Linked DNA regions of Homo sapiens: all the other regions are linked to region 5. Evidence: chromatin contacts called from ENCODE Hi-C or POLR2A ChIA-PET data. All regions are on one chromosome and are shown on one strand. The core of a region is the stretch at or near the end of the contact, and the rest is flanking DNA. Distances in the headings are between cores, read along the strand shown. Region 1 holds the start of TOMM5 (translocase of outer mitochondrial membrane 5). Region 2 overlaps LOC124902153 (a long non-coding RNA gene). Region 3 holds the start of POLR1E (RNA polymerase I subunit E). Region 4 holds the start of CLTA (clathrin light chain A). Region 5 has its middle 58 kb from the start of MIR4475.

The links. A loop is a pair of places that touch in the nucleus more often than their neighbours do. ChIA-PET counts read pairs that join two places held with the same protein, here RNA polymerase II (POLR2A). Pooled maps may share reads with other maps.
Region 1: a map of naive thymus-derived CD4-positive, alpha-beta T cell shows a loop between it and region 5 (31-fold over the local background). The contact joins the promoter of TOMM5 here to the enhancer-like site in region 5. A Hi-C loop is called at or near these places in 3 of 168 maps with a recorded cell type or tissue (CD8-positive, alpha-beta T cell and naive thymus-derived CD4-positive, alpha-beta T cell), 2 of 37 single-sample maps with no recorded cell type and 10 of 50 pooled maps.
Region 2: a pooled map shows a loop between it and region 5 (5-fold over the local background). The contact joins two enhancer-like sites. A Hi-C loop is called at or near these places in 2 of 37 single-sample maps with no recorded cell type and 5 of 50 pooled maps. POLR2A ChIA-PET finds 5 or more read pairs at or near these places in 1 of 52 experiments (Panc1).
Region 3: a loop to region 5 is called in a map of CD4-positive, alpha-beta T cell, with 2.8 times the contacts of the local background. The contact joins the promoter of POLR1E here to the enhancer-like site in region 5. A Hi-C loop is called at or near these places in 1 of 168 maps with a recorded cell type or tissue (CD4-positive, alpha-beta T cell), 3 of 37 single-sample maps with no recorded cell type and 8 of 50 pooled maps.
Region 4: a loop to region 5 is called in a map of naive thymus-derived CD4-positive, alpha-beta T cell, with 12 times the contacts of the local background. The contact joins the promoter of CLTA here to the enhancer-like site in region 5. A Hi-C loop is called at or near these places in 1 of 168 maps with a recorded cell type or tissue (naive thymus-derived CD4-positive, alpha-beta T cell), 2 of 37 single-sample maps with no recorded cell type and 10 of 50 pooled maps. POLR2A ChIA-PET finds 5 or more read pairs at or near these places in 1 of 52 experiments (WTC11).

Annotation. Positions count from the first base shown.
Region 1 is chr9:37,591,244-37,593,943 of GRCh38, forward strand. It overlaps TOMM5 (translocase of outer mitochondrial membrane 5), which reads right to left and starts at 1,354. Exons shown (of 2, transcript NM_001001790.3): 1 at 1,169-1,354. The coding sequence starts at 1,289. RefSeq lists an enhancer at 951-1,710 and a silencer at 2,669-2,700.
Region 2 is chr9:37,370,264-37,372,963 of GRCh38, forward strand. The region is part of intron 1 of LOC124902153 (a long non-coding RNA gene); the gene reads left to right. Among named protein-coding and RNA genes, the nearest start is that of LINC01627, 23 kb to the right of the region's middle. Within about 2 kb of position 1,413, at least 3 of the 41 ENCODE cell types and tissues checked have a DNase peak (open chromatin) inside an H3K27ac peak, as active enhancers do.
Region 3 is chr9:37,484,571-37,487,270 of GRCh38, forward strand. It overlaps POLR1E (RNA polymerase I subunit E), which reads left to right and starts at 1,378. Exons shown (of 12, transcript NM_022490.4): 1 at 1,378-1,553; 2 at 2,133-2,236. The coding sequence starts at 1,478. RefSeq lists an enhancer at 843-1,434 and a silencer at 1,176-1,505.
Region 4 is chr9:36,189,620-36,192,319 of GRCh38, forward strand. It overlaps CLTA (clathrin light chain A), which reads left to right and starts at 1,302. Exons shown (of 5, transcript NM_001833.4): 1 at 1,302-1,654. The coding sequence starts at 1,438. RefSeq lists enhancers at 937-1,562, 1,278-1,497.
Region 5 is chr9:36,764,586-36,767,285 of GRCh38, forward strand. No RefSeq gene overlaps it. Among named protein-coding and RNA genes, the nearest start is that of MIR4475, 58 kb to the right of the region's middle. RefSeq lists enhancers at 1-246, 247-765, 1,286-1,445. Within about 2 kb of position 1,451, at least 5 of the 41 ENCODE cell types and tissues checked have a DNase peak (open chromatin) inside an H3K27ac peak, as active enhancers do.

The DNA.
Region 1 (2,700 bases), core at 104-2,603, 830 kb after region 5:
ATATAGAAAAAAAAACCTCAAATATTTGCATTAATCCTATAGACTCATATTCTTTTTTCCCATTTTTTTCCAAAAAACTAATGACTCACTTCACCCTCTATACAAAGAAACAGAAATGAAGCAAAACTTTTTGGATTTCAAAGGTCAGCACTTTTGAAAGGGAAGGAACCCGGCCGCTGGTTCACGCCTGTAATCCCAGCACTTTGGGAGGCTGAGGCAGGTGGATCACCTGAGGTCAGGAGTTCGAGACCGGCCTGGCCAACATGGTTAAACACCCATCTCTACTAAAAATACAAAAATTAGCCGGGCGTGGTGGCGCGCGCCTGTAATCTCAGCTACTTGGGAGGCTGAGGTGGGAGAATGGCTTGAACTCGGGAGGCAGAGGTTGCAGTGAGCCAAGACTGCGCCACTGCACTCCAGCCTGGGCAACAGGGCGTGACTGTGTATCGAGGAAAAAAAAAAAAAAGAAAAGAAAAGAAAGGGAAGGAACCTGGTACTGAGTTAAGAGTTCTGGATTTTAGGTCAAGATCATTCACTGAATCGCTGAGTGACCTTTGGCCAGCCTTCCCAAGAAGGCTGTTTCTTCCTTCTAGAACTATGGTTCTGTTTCTCTGTTTCTCTGTCTGCAAAAACGAGGGAGTTCCTCTAGGGATAATTACTTGAGCTCTTTCAGCTCAAACATTCTTTTTTTTGAGATGGAGTCTTGCTCTGTCACTCAAGCTGGAGTGCAGTGTCGCGATCTCGGCTCACTGCAACCTCCGCCTCCTGGATTCAAGCAATCCTCCCACCTTAGCCTCCCGAGGAGCTGGGATTACAGGCGCCCGCCACCACGAACTCCTGACCCCAAATGATCCGCCCGCCTCGGCTTCACAAAGTGCTGGGTGGGATTACAGGTGTGAGCCAACGCGCCCGGCAGCTCAAACATTCTTCAAGCTGGGAGAACCAGGATGATTAAACACGCGCGCCGGCCACCACGTGCACTTCAGTGCCCGGACCCTGACCCGCAGACCTCAAACCGCGCATATGCCCGTCGCCTTCAACGCGCACCCTCCTTGCTCCCCGCTACCGTTCAGCTCAGTTCGAAGGCCCCGATGACCCCTTAGAGTTAAGGGGTGCCCGTCGGTGAGCTCCCCGCTGGTCTCACAGTCACAGCCCGGGAGACACTCACTGACTCGCAGGAGGGCCACGTAGATGAGAAAGTTCCGTATGGAGGAGATCACATCCTCGCGCATCTTCCGTTTCATCTCCTCCGGGTCCAGCTTCGGCGCGAGGCCCTCAATCCGGAACATCGCGGCTCTGACTTAGCAGCTTCCAGCCGCCGCGCTCTGCTCTCCACGGTGGCCGCCTCGCGCCCGGAACTCGGCCTATCCTCACTTCCTGTTCCCGCCCTCTCGTTGCCACACTCGACGATGGATGCCTGCACGGGACAATCCACGTCCTGACCCAGCTGATCTGAAGTGCGGTGTGAAGCGGGCGGCCGCAAGCTCAGCAACGCAGGCTCTGGTTTCTCCACGCTGTCTTTAATAACATCTGTCATACAAAAATCAGCCCGGCTCGGTGGCGCGTGCTTACAATCCCAGCTACTCGGGAGGCTGAGGCAGGAAAATCGCTTGAACCCAGGAGGGGGATGTTGCAGTTAGCCGAGATCGCGCCACTGCGCTCCAGCCTGGGCGACAGAGCGAGCGAGACTCCGTCTCAAAATAATAATAATAATAATAATAATAACAACAACAATAACATCTATCTTGAGCCTGGAGCGCTGCGCTGTAAAGTGCTTTTACGCGCTGGAGGGGGCTGTGCACATAGGTACCACTGTAAACAGTGATAACTAACATTTATTGAATATTCAATATAATTGTCCCCCGTGAATTCGATATTATAATCTTCGTTTCCTAGATTAGACAATTGAAGCACAGAGATCTTTAAAACATCTTGCCCAAATGTGCTTTAATTTTTATTTATTTTTTTATTGCTAATTGTGGTGGTTGAGACTGTTCTGGAACTCCTGGGTTCCAGGATCCAAGCGATCCTCCCGCCTCGGCCTCCCAAAGTGCTGGGATTACAGGCGTGAGCTATCGCGCCTGGCCCCCAAATGTGCTTAAAAATACCTCAGAGGGGGAAAAAAGTATTGAGAGAGATAAGTGATGTCAGCAAAATATTAAAAACTGCTGGTGACTAGTACTTCATTTTAGTTAATTATTCTAGTCTTTCTTGAGTATGTTTGAAACTTTACATAAGTTAAAACAAAGAGACAAAGATGAAACTTTTTTTTTTTTTTTTTTTTTTTTGGAGACAGAGTCTCGCTCTGCCGCCCAGGCTGGAGTGCAGTGGCGCAATTTCAGCTCACTGCAACCGCTGCTTCCCAGGTTCAAGTGATTCTCCTGCCTCAGCCTCCTGAGTAGCTGGGATTACGGTTGCGCAGCACCACGCCTGGCTAAATTTTGTATTTTTTGTAGAGACGCGGTTTCACCATGTTGGCCAGGCTGGTCTTGGAAACTCCTGATCTCAGGTGATCTGCCCACCTCGGCCCCCAAAAGTGCCGTGATTACAGGCATGAGCCACCGCACCTGGCCTTTTTACAGATTATTGAAGCACAGAGGTCTTTAAAATACTGTTAGCCAAGTAACACAATATGTATAAAGCAAGTTCAAATCTGATCAGCATTTTACAGATGAATAGAAAGAGGCTCAGAAACCAAGT
Region 2 (2,700 bases), core at 163-2,662, 610 kb after region 5:
TCACAGATGGGAAATTGAGGCAAGAACTGAGAAAAGGCTTGCGGTGGTCATACATCAAGTCAGAATAATGGCCAGACCCAGGCCTTGGTGCCCCCTCAACCCCCTCACACTCTCTCTGCCACATTTTGTCAACAGAAAACAATTTGCAAACTTCATCAAGTTAGGAGGGAGTGAAAAATGTGTTTAAATATTGAGCTTCAACAGCCTTGTTACTTCTAGGCACCTTCAGCTATTTGCAAGAATCTCTGGGCATAGCATGAGCCGGGCTGTGGCATGGGAGTGAGGGGCTGGATGGAGAAGAGGCCTCCCTCCTGGGCCAGGAAGCCGACTCCCATCCCCTCCTTTAGCACCGTGGACTGAGCACCTCTAAAATAACACCTCCCATGGAGTTACGATGCGTCAGGGAGCAAATGAACTCTGAGATGCAGGAACTAGACCTGAGGACAGGAGGAAACTGGGAAGGGAGTGGGGAGCAGCAGCAGAGCAAACAGAAAAGATGCCCGAAGGAAGCGAGTTCCTAGGCCACCAGGGGCCAAGACCCCAGCACGTGCTATAGATTATCTTGGGGTTCCCAAGAGAAAGAAACTCTCAAGATCAGAAAGTCACTGTTGTCTTGGAGGACTTTCAGAGATAATGAAGTCTAGAATGCTCTTGGTACCTATGGGGAAACTGAGGCCCAGAGAGAGCCTCGCATCCCATACTGAGTTGGGGGCAGAGCCAGGACTACTGCCCAGGCCCGACCCCAGTGTGAGACTCTTTCCACAAGGTGGGGAACCAGGGCGTGGGAGCAGGGTTTGCAGGAGACCTGAAGGAGGGGACATCTATGGTTGGGTGTTGAACTTTTTGGAGCCCTAGAGGCCAGTGAGGCAGAAACACCACAGAGGAAAGCTGGGGTTTCTCTGTGACAACAGACTCTTGTGGTGCTATGAAGAAACTGGTGTGGTTGTGATGAGGAAAGAAAGGCTGTGAAAGTGAAATTTCCAATTTGTGAGAGGAGGAAACTGCAAATGTGTTCTCCATCCCATGCAAATTATCTGTGGCCTTTTGTCCTGCACCTGCAGCGGCTCACAACATACACAACACCAGGGCTCAGACAGGGCTCAGGGTCCCGCAGAGTCTGAACTGGGTCTTCCAGCTCCAAACACAGCAGGAGCACAGGGGCAGAGAAAGTCTCCCTCCAGCTGTGGGGGTGTCCTGAGATGCCTGAGCTGCACCTGTAGGGTGTCTGCCCTCCCAAGGGCCTGCCAGGATGAGAACGGGCAAACCTGGCCAAGGTGACCCCATTAGGGACTACCCTCCTAGGGACAGCACTCAGGGCCGTTCCCAATCACCCCGGATTTCCTGTCCTGCTCGTCTCCTGCCACACCTCCTTTTGATCTACCCCCAAGACACCCCTACCTTTTTATTCTGTGAAAATTTACTCATGCTGTGGGCCCTGCTGGAAATGCCCTCCTACTGTTTCCCCAAACCCCGTCAGAAATTCCACGGGGAAACTCCCTTCCCTTCTGCTGCAGGCACCGTCACTGTGTCTCTCAGCTCTGCCCCCCAGCCTCTGAGTACCACCTTATCCTAGCCCTTAGCTACTGGCTTGTCATTGTCTCTTTACGTTCTCAGCCTCCCACAGAAGCCTGGGAGCTCCTCGAGGGCAGGTATCTGATTCATCTCTGTATCCCAAAAGCCCAGCGTTTTGCTTGGCACCCATTAGAGGCCAGGAAGGGCAAACCTCCTGTCAAATCCCGGGGGAGATGTTGCTAATCAGTCCTGAACACCGTTCCCTTGGAGACTCAGGCTTCTCAACGTGGTGGGTAGGCCCTGCCTGTCAGCCAGGACCTGCTCTCCCAAAGGGGCGCTCCAGAAATGTGTGACTCAGTTCAGCTGGAAGCTCCTGGCCCCTCAGAGGTTTGACGCCAGCCCTCTGGTGTGTGATTTCTGAGATACCAAGGCTTACTTCCTCATGACGCCCGCATGCTGCCTCAGCTTCACTCCTGAGACAGTCCAGGCAGGAAGCACAGAACTCCTCTCAGTTCTGTACTCACACTCGATATTCACACTCATACACACGCAAGTATGTACACATGCACATATGCACACTTGCACCACACATGCTGCCACATACACAATAACACATGCACACGCTTGCTCACACTTGCACACACACACAAATACACTCCCATCAAATGTTTTACGGGATTCAGGAGTTTCAGTGAAGATTTGGGGCTACGAGGACAGGTTACATGACACTGGGCATAGCTTCCCACTGTCCTTGCAGCTCCCCCTACCCACTCTCTCTGTCCTCTCCCCCTCAATTCCCTCCATTGTTCCAGCACTGCCCCACCTCGGTCCCAAATTCTCATCCCTCTGTTTTATAGAGCCATTCTACTGTCTGCTCTGGAGTTGGGAACTGTCCATACCTGTGCCTGCAGATCCCAAACAAGGGAGTGTTTCCCAAAGAGGCATTTGAATCACATGTTTCTCCGTCTTGCTTAGTATCATTATGAACAAATGAATGGCTGTAGCAGAAGAATGTCTTGTCACAGCTCTCCATTTCCCATTCTAAACTAACACAATTCTGGCCAGACATAATGGCTCATGACTATAATCCCAGCACTTTGGAAGGCTGAGGTGGGAGGATTGTTTGAACCCCGGAGTTCAAGACCAGCCTGGGCAACATAGTGAAACCCCCGTCTCAGTTTTTTTAAA
Region 3 (2,700 bases), core at 128-2,627, 720 kb after region 5:
GGATGTGAGGATTACATGGTGGTAATGTACCAGTGCTAATTTCCTGATTCTTTTCTGTTTAATTTTTTTTTTTTTTTTTGTCGCCCAGGCTAGAGTGCAGTGGCACCATCACAGCTCACTGCAGCCTCTGCCTCCTAGGCTCAAGCAATCCTCCCACCTCAGCCTCCCGAGTAGCTGGGACGACACGCGTGCGCCACCACACATGGCTAATATTATTTTTTGTAGAGACAGGGTCTTGTTATGTTGCCCAGCCTGGTCTCAAACTCCTGGAATCAAGGGATAGAACTGCCTCTCCCTCCCAAAGTGCTGGGATTGCAGGCGTGAACCACTGCGCCCGGCAATTTGCTGATTCTGATGGCTGTGTTGTTATTTAGGGAATGTCTGTAGGAAATACTATAGTCTTCAGGGTTGAAAGGGTATCAGGTTGACAACTTACTCTAAATGGTTCAGGGCAAAAACATTTCTTGCAGTGTTTCTTTACGTTTGAGATTGGGTAATTAGAAAAGCGTGACAAGTGCTCAGGCAAAGGGGCATGCAGGCTTTAGGGTTATTCCTAGGATCCTGGGTGTTGGAGGCGGGTGTTGAGGGTGTGTGGAAGGAAAAGAGTCTTGAAAGAAGGTGATTTGGAAGACAGAGGGGAGTCAACCGGAGTTCTTGCCCTTCAATAGTACGCATCTTTGGGCAAAGGGGGCCTCGGCCAGCGTCCATGCTTAAAGGCCCTGCTTTCGCCTTCTTTCTGCTCTGAAAACTCCCCGTGCAGAAGAAGGGTTGAATCCGCAGTGAAAAAGGGACATGTCCATCAGCTCGGACTCCCTCTTCTATTCCAGTCCAGAATCTCCTGCCCAAAGGCTCCGGGGTTGGCTGGGCTTCTGTTCCATCACCTCAGTGTTGATTGGGCCACAGGTGTGCACGCCACAGCCCATGGCGGGGAGCTGTTTGTCGGACTGTGGACAAAGTTTGTACCTAGAGCTGGATGTCCACGTGGGTGGGTGGGAAGCCCTAGAGAGGGGCGGCTATTCGCCAGCGGCCACATTTAGTTGGGGCTCAAGCAGTTCCTGTCAGAGAATTCTAAATTTGAACTTGGTCCTTCAGGTCTTGGGAAGATGAGTTTGTCACGGTAGGAGAGAGAGACGACACTCTCTTTAGAAGGTGCTGAGCCGGAAGAAGGCTCATAGCAAGCTTAGGCTGAAGCCTTTGGCGCCTCGGGCTCTGGACCTACAAAACCCAGAGTGCACGCGAGCGCTGAGCCAATCAGGTGCTGCGCCTCGGCCAGTCAAGCGGGTGTGTGGCACCTTGTGGGCGGAGACCACGCCTCTCTACGCGGGGGGCGGGGACACGCGGCTCGCGCGCTGTGGGCGGTGCCCGGCGGGGCCACGCCTTTTCCGGCCCGCAGCGCGGCCTGGGCTCCCGCGTGTTTAAAAGTGCGCTTGTGGCTGCTGCTGTCTTAACTCCTGTGCTTGGCGGACAGACAGGCGAGATGGCGGCGGAGGTGTTGCCGAGTGCGAGGTGGCAGTATTGTGGGGCGCCCGACGGGAGCCAGAGAGCTGTACTGGGTAAAGACTGCGGAGCTGGAGCAGTGCTCCTCTAACCCTCTCCCCTTCCGTCTCGGTACCTCAGCTGTCCTCTCGCCCTCCGTTGGGCTTCTCCCCAGCGGGGCCGGGACCCCTCTAGTCTCCACCACTCCCCTGGGCTCTGTCAGGGCTCCCCTGTCCGTCTTTCTGTCACTACCTCCCAGCCAGATTGGGACATCCCACTCACCCGCTCCCCAGAGCTGTGTCCAGGACCCTGCTGACCCCCTCACCCACCAGGTCTCCCGCCTCCCCCATTTCCCTCTCTTCACTGGGCAGGGGTTCCTTCTGTCACTTTAGGTATGTACCAGGCCTCTGCTGTCAGCCTCCTTCCGCGAGACATTCCCTCCTGTCACAGCCCCTCCCCAGGGTTCTCCCACCTCCCTACCTCCTCTTCTCAGCTGGCCCCGGATCTCCTCCAGTTCCCTTTGGGTCAGGACCCGAGCTTCCTTGCCATCCCCATTCTGACACTCCCTCCCAGTGACAGTCTAGTCCCACCGTACATTGTGTGGTACATTGTGTGGCCTTCTGCTCTCATCTCATTCTTGGGCTGCACTCTTACAGTCCAGTTCTCCAACGGGAAGCTACAGAGTCCAGGCAACATGCGCTTTACCTTGTATGAGAACAAAGATTCCACCAACCCCAGGAAGAGGAATCAACGGATCCTGGTAAGTGAAGCAGTTGCCAGCTGTCTCCACTCTGCAGGGCTCAGAAGGCCCCTGGGAGTGGGTGGATGTGGGAGGGAGTGAGGGGAGAAAAAGGGGAGTAGTAGCAAATGGAGCTTTGAAGAACTCTGATGCCCAGCAGCCTGGGATGTGGGGACAGGCTCCATCTTTCATTCATTTGTTCTTTCAACAAGCATTTATGGAACCTGCCCCTCTGCATCCCTGTGCTGCAAGCTTCTAGGAAAACAGCCAAATCAGGCCTAGCCCCACTCAGAGTTCATACTCTAGAGCAGGGTTTCTCAACCTCAGGACTATTGACTTTTTGGGCCAATAATTCTTTGCTGTGGGGGCAGCATCCCTAGTCTCTACTCATTAGATGCCAGTAGCACCAGAGTGGATTTCCCTGGATTGAGAACCTCTGCTCTAGAGAGATGAGAACTGGCTGTGAGGGACACTTTTACACAAAG
Region 4 (2,700 bases), core at 52-2,551, 580 kb before region 5:
TAAATGTTTTTCTTCAACACTTTCCTATGGTTCATACTTTAAATGACTTTAAAATTATGCTTTAAGTAAATATATGCTTTAAATAATTTTTATTTGCTTCATTTTTCCTTCATAGCTATCCCTTTTTTTTTGTCATCAAAGATATGTGCGTTTTTTATAAAAACACTTTCTTGTCCCCTGCTGACTACCTCTGGAAGCTTCTTGTTGACCTCTGGTTTTTTGGTTTCTTTTTTTGGCTTTTCATTTCTTAGGGTGGTGGTGGTGGTAGTGAAGGAGAGGGGTCTTCTGGTGGCCCCTGCATAAGCACTCCCCCTCAACATGAGCATGATTAACTGGAACCACTGTTATTTCTGTGGTGTAGACAAAATGAGCCATGTAGCTATTAACATCTCCCTGATTTAAAAAGAAACACGGAACTTTCTTTTTCCTGCTGTCCTTAGGGAGGAAAGGTGTAAATATAAGAGACTGTAGCTAGTATCTTGGAAGTCCCCAGGAGACAGGCGTTTCCTCTTGGTCACTGACTCTCTGGGTCACTGACGCTCCTTGAACAGCAGGGCCACCGTGTCTCCCTTTGAAGCAAGTGATCCTTAAGGAATTTTCCAGGTTTAGTAACTTCTGTCTAGCTCCGAAAAGACGTAATGGCTGCAAAAGTGCTTCGTTGAAGAAGATAAGATATATTCATTTTTAAATAAAAATACTTATGGGCGAGAAAAATCGGAGTGGACTGAATCAATTACAGTAAATCTATGGGCTCTAAGGGAGCAAATAATCCAGGCTGGCTGAAAGAATTAAATATTTTAAATTTATAAAGCCAGGGACCCTCAAATCCATAAAAGGATTCAATCTTCTTCTTCTTTTTTTTTAGGATTCAATCTTCTAATAATCCCGGGAGGGGGCGCAAGAGCAGGATTCTTGTTTCTATTTTACGAATGAGGAAACTGAGGTTCAGAAAGCCTAAGTGGCATGCCTCTTCAGTAATCGGCCAATCGTCGCTGCCCTAACTTCACCTCACCTCCCAGTGCAGCACTAGAGTCCCCTCAGGGGTGGCCGTCCCTGGTCAGTCCAGCTCCAGCAGACGGGGTGGGTAGGACGCTCCCTATCAGGCAGCACTTCCGCCTCCCGGGGCCCGCGCAGCTCACCTCCCTCACCTCCCGCCCTACCCCAGTCACGAGTTGTTTTAGGGGGACCGCCCCTCCACTTGCTGATTGGGTAGCTCCTGAACCATTGTTGTCCTCTGATTGGTTGTTCCCTTTTCGGCTCTGCAACACCGCCTAGACCGACCGGATACACGGGTAGGGCTTCCGCTTTACCCGTCTCCCTCCTGGCGCTTGTCCTCCTCTCCCAGTCGGCACCACAGCGGTGGCTGCCGGGCGTGGTGTCGGTGGGTCGGTTGGTTTTTGTCTCACCGTTGGTGTCCGTGCCGTTCAGTTGCCCGCCATGGCTGAGCTGGATCCGTTCGGCGCCCCTGCCGGCGCCCCTGGCGGTCCCGCGCTGGGGAACGGAGTGGCCGGCGCCGGCGAAGAAGACCCGGCTGCGGCCTTCTTGGCGCAGCAAGAGAGCGAGATTGCGGGCATCGAGAACGACGAGGCCTTCGCCATCCTGGACGGCGGCGCCCCCGGGCCCCAGCCGCACGGCGAGCCGCCGGGGGGTCCGGGTGAGAGTGCGGGCGCGTTTGGGGCGAGAGGACTTGTCTGGAAACTCGGTCCACAGTGGGTCCGAGAGCTTCTGTGTGACTCGTGCTCCTTGCTGAATTAGGAGGTTAGGGAGCAGTGCAAACAGGAAACGAGACCCTGGCCCGGTCTTTCAGAAACCTAGGCTCGAGAAGCCTGTTCGGTTCTCAGCATGTTTGAGTGCTTCTGGGCGCGGGCGGAGCGAGAAAGCAAGTGTAGGGTGGCAGGCTCCGGAGCCGGAAGAAGCCCGTTCAATTCAGCAACTTTTCATTAAGCATTTGCTGTGCCTTTAGTCCGGTCTCTGAAGCAACCGCATTGGCGCAGTTTTTCCAGACTTATAAGCTTATAAGTCTGAGCCGAGCACAGAACTCGTTATTAGAAAAGGAGGGCGGAAAAAAATAAGAATGGAAATATCGTTTTTGAGAGATACAAACAAAAGTAGCAATGCAGTTCAGCATTTAAGCACTTAAGGTGTACAGAGTGTTGGATTACGAGGAGGAAGGAGGGAGTAGGGAACTCGAAAGATGATCTAGGTCTGGAGAAAGAACTGCCAAGCGCGGTAGGAGTTTGCTATCGTTGAGCGATTGATTTACAGCTAGGACTTCTGGAGCTCTTCCTCTGGGAACAGCTTTGGTAGGCAATATTGCCTAAGCAGAACCCAAGATTAGCCTAAACCAATCAGGGAGGGATGAAGAGGTGAATAGAGAATGTTCTCAGCCAAACTCAAGTAAAAATGGGGCAGGTAGGATGGCAGTTTGACCTTTGGATGCCTTAACCTGTGTGTGATGCTTAGGATCATGAGTGGAAAAGACCTACTTAATAATACAAAGAAGTAGGAAATTTAGCTAGAAGAAATGAAATACGGCTTTTCATTCACTTAAAAAATTCCAACTAAGGGAGAATAGGGCACTACTGGGGCATATAGGAGTAGTGTCTACCCTAAATTCAAACCTTAAGGAGCCAGGTAGGTAACATATACGAGAGAAGCTGGCTTGACATGAGACAGTAGAAGTGTTGGAGACTGAGGCTT
Region 5 (2,700 bases), core at 201-2,700:
TGGTGTGTGAGTGGTGCGTGTGAGTGGTGTGTGTGTGTGCTGTGGTGTGTGCTGTGGTGTGTGTGGTGTGAGTGGTGTGTGCTGTGGTGTGTGTGATGTGTGTGAGTGGTGTGTGTGCTGTGGTGTGTATGCTGTGAGTGGTGTGTGCTGTGGTGTGTGTGATGTGTGTGTGCTGTGGTGTGTGTGTGGTGTGAGTGGTGTGTGTGAGTGGTGTGTGTGTGTGGTGTGTGTGTGCTGTGGTGTGTGTGATGTGTGTGTGCGCGTGTGAGGGAAGGAATTTCGGAGGAGGAGGTGGCAGGTGGCAGGTGGCGCAGGTGGCAGGTGGCGCCGGCACTTAGCCACCAAGGGTGGAGGAGGGCCTTCAGGAGGAGGAAACTAGCGGCGAGCAGGGGGTCAGAGGAGGTAAACGCTGTGAACATACCGCCAAGTCCCCATGCTGGGGGTGCAAAACATTGTCATGAAGGATAAGATTGGGGGGCTAGCTAGGACAAGATTGTGGAGGACACTGATTATCAAGCTGGAATTATGCAATTTCTGTCGAGAGCACCTGGTCACCACCGCAGGTCTTTAAGCAGCTATGGATGGGAGGCGACCCTGGCAGCGGCGGGCGAAGATGAGTTAGAAGGGGACAGGAATGAGACAAGAGGAAGGGAGGGAAGAGACGAGGTGGGGAGGACGGGAAGGCGTGCAGGGAGTGGGCCGGTGCGAGAGGGACATGGGATGGAGTCCACAGGGGAAGAGCTGGGGACTCCAGGTTTTCTGGTCAGGAGAGACTGGAGACGCCACTGACAGAAAGAGGAGGAACAGGTGTGGGGAGAACTGATGTTTCTTCGACCAGAGCCATCTGCGGAAACATCGTCTCCTCCGTGGGGCCCAGCTTTCATTCCTCACAGCAGTGATCACTGCATGGCAAACAATCACATTCATCTATTATTTGTTTCTTGTCTTTGCTCAATCAGCATATAAGAGAGTACGAATTCCATCTGCCGTGTTCACAGCGCCATCCCCAGAACCTACAACAGTGTCGGCTTCTAGTAGGTGATCGCTAAATATTTTTTGAGTAAATAAACGAATGACTCATGTCGTGCTGGAGGGGGACTGTGGGACAAGCATCCAGGAGGACTGGAGATCTCCAGGAGGGACGTCTGAGCAAACAAGAATGTCCCACACGTGGAGGTCACTAAGCCCAGGCTGTGTCTGAGATGGTTCTAAGAGAGTAAGAGAGAATGCACAGAAAGAAACCGGATCACCTCCTATGCCCCCAGCGCCTGCACAAAGCCTGGCACACAGCAGGTGTTGCGTGTTGGTTGACTGAATTAATAGATGAACCTGCTCTTCGGCGAGGAGTGAGACTTCCTGTGCATAAGGGGCTCGAGCAGGAAGACAGCTGGCCGAGAGCGTGCGCTGGGGTCCAGAAGGTTGCCTCAGCTTCACAGGTGCCCATGGGTAACGTGTTGTGGTTCCCCGGAGACTCTGGGCGGGAGGAAGTGGGACCATAGAGAGGGGCCCACTTGGGTAGAGCGTCTACCTCCGAGAGGTGGAACTTCATTGGGCGAGTGGGTAGCCAATGAGGAAGCTCCCTGAGGAAGAGCCCGCCCCTGGAACTGGGCCGAGGCACCGCCCCCGCGGAGGAAGCCCCGCCTCTCCCCGTCCCTAACACTGAGGCCCCAGAGGCGAACTGTCGGGACTCCCGGGCTGCTTGGTGGCCTGAGAGGCCCCCGAAGGGCTCTGGGCTGCGCCTTCATCCGCTGCTTTCCTGTGTGACAACCCCAGACCTCATCCTTCAGGGGGTCTCCATTGCCTCAGGTTCCTCTTTTTTTCGAGACGGAGTTTCAGTGTTGACTCCCAGGCTGGAGTGCAGTGGCGTGATCTCGGCTCACTGCAACCTCCACCTCCCGGGTTCAAGCGACTCTCCTGCCTCAGCCTCCCGAGTAGCTGGGATTACAGGCGCCCGCCACCACGCCCAGCTAATTTTTGCATTTTTAGTAGAGACGGGTTTCACCATGTTGGCCAGGCTGGTCTCGAACTCCTGACCTCAGGTGATCCACCCGTCTGGGTCTCCCAAAGTGCTGGCATGAGCCACCGCGCCTGGCAGGTTCCTTTTCATCTAGAAAGAGGCCTTCAAGGGTTAGCTCTGGTTTAACAAAATGGATTCAGTGCTTCCTGTACCAGGCGCTGGTCTACGCTCTTTTTTGCTTTTTCTTTCCCTCCCTCCCTCCCTCCCTCCCTTCCTTCCTTCCTTCCTTCCTTCCTTCCTTCCTTCCCTCCCTCCCTCCCTCCTTCCTTCCTTCCTTTTTTCCTTCTCTTCTCTTCCCTTCTCTTCCTTTCTGTTTCTTTCCCATAATGCATTTATTTTGTCATACTTTTAGTGACACGGGAGCTTTCAGAATGCAGACTTGAAGATACACGGTGATCTATGTGAATGGTCTGGGCTCTGAGGAAACACCTTCAGACCCTCTCCTCATGGGCCTCACCATCTATGGGTGGAAACACAGTAAACAAACCCGCAGTCTCTTCTATAATTACACATTGAATAAGTGTGTCAAGAAACAAAATAATGGGGCATAATTCAGGTAGCAATACTGGGAAAGTGACATTTGAGCTGAACTAGAGAGCAGGGCACTATTGGCAGTTGGAGAAGTCTCCACGCTGAGGGAACAACATGAGAGAAGTCCCCAAAGCTGAGATGAGTGTGCTGCA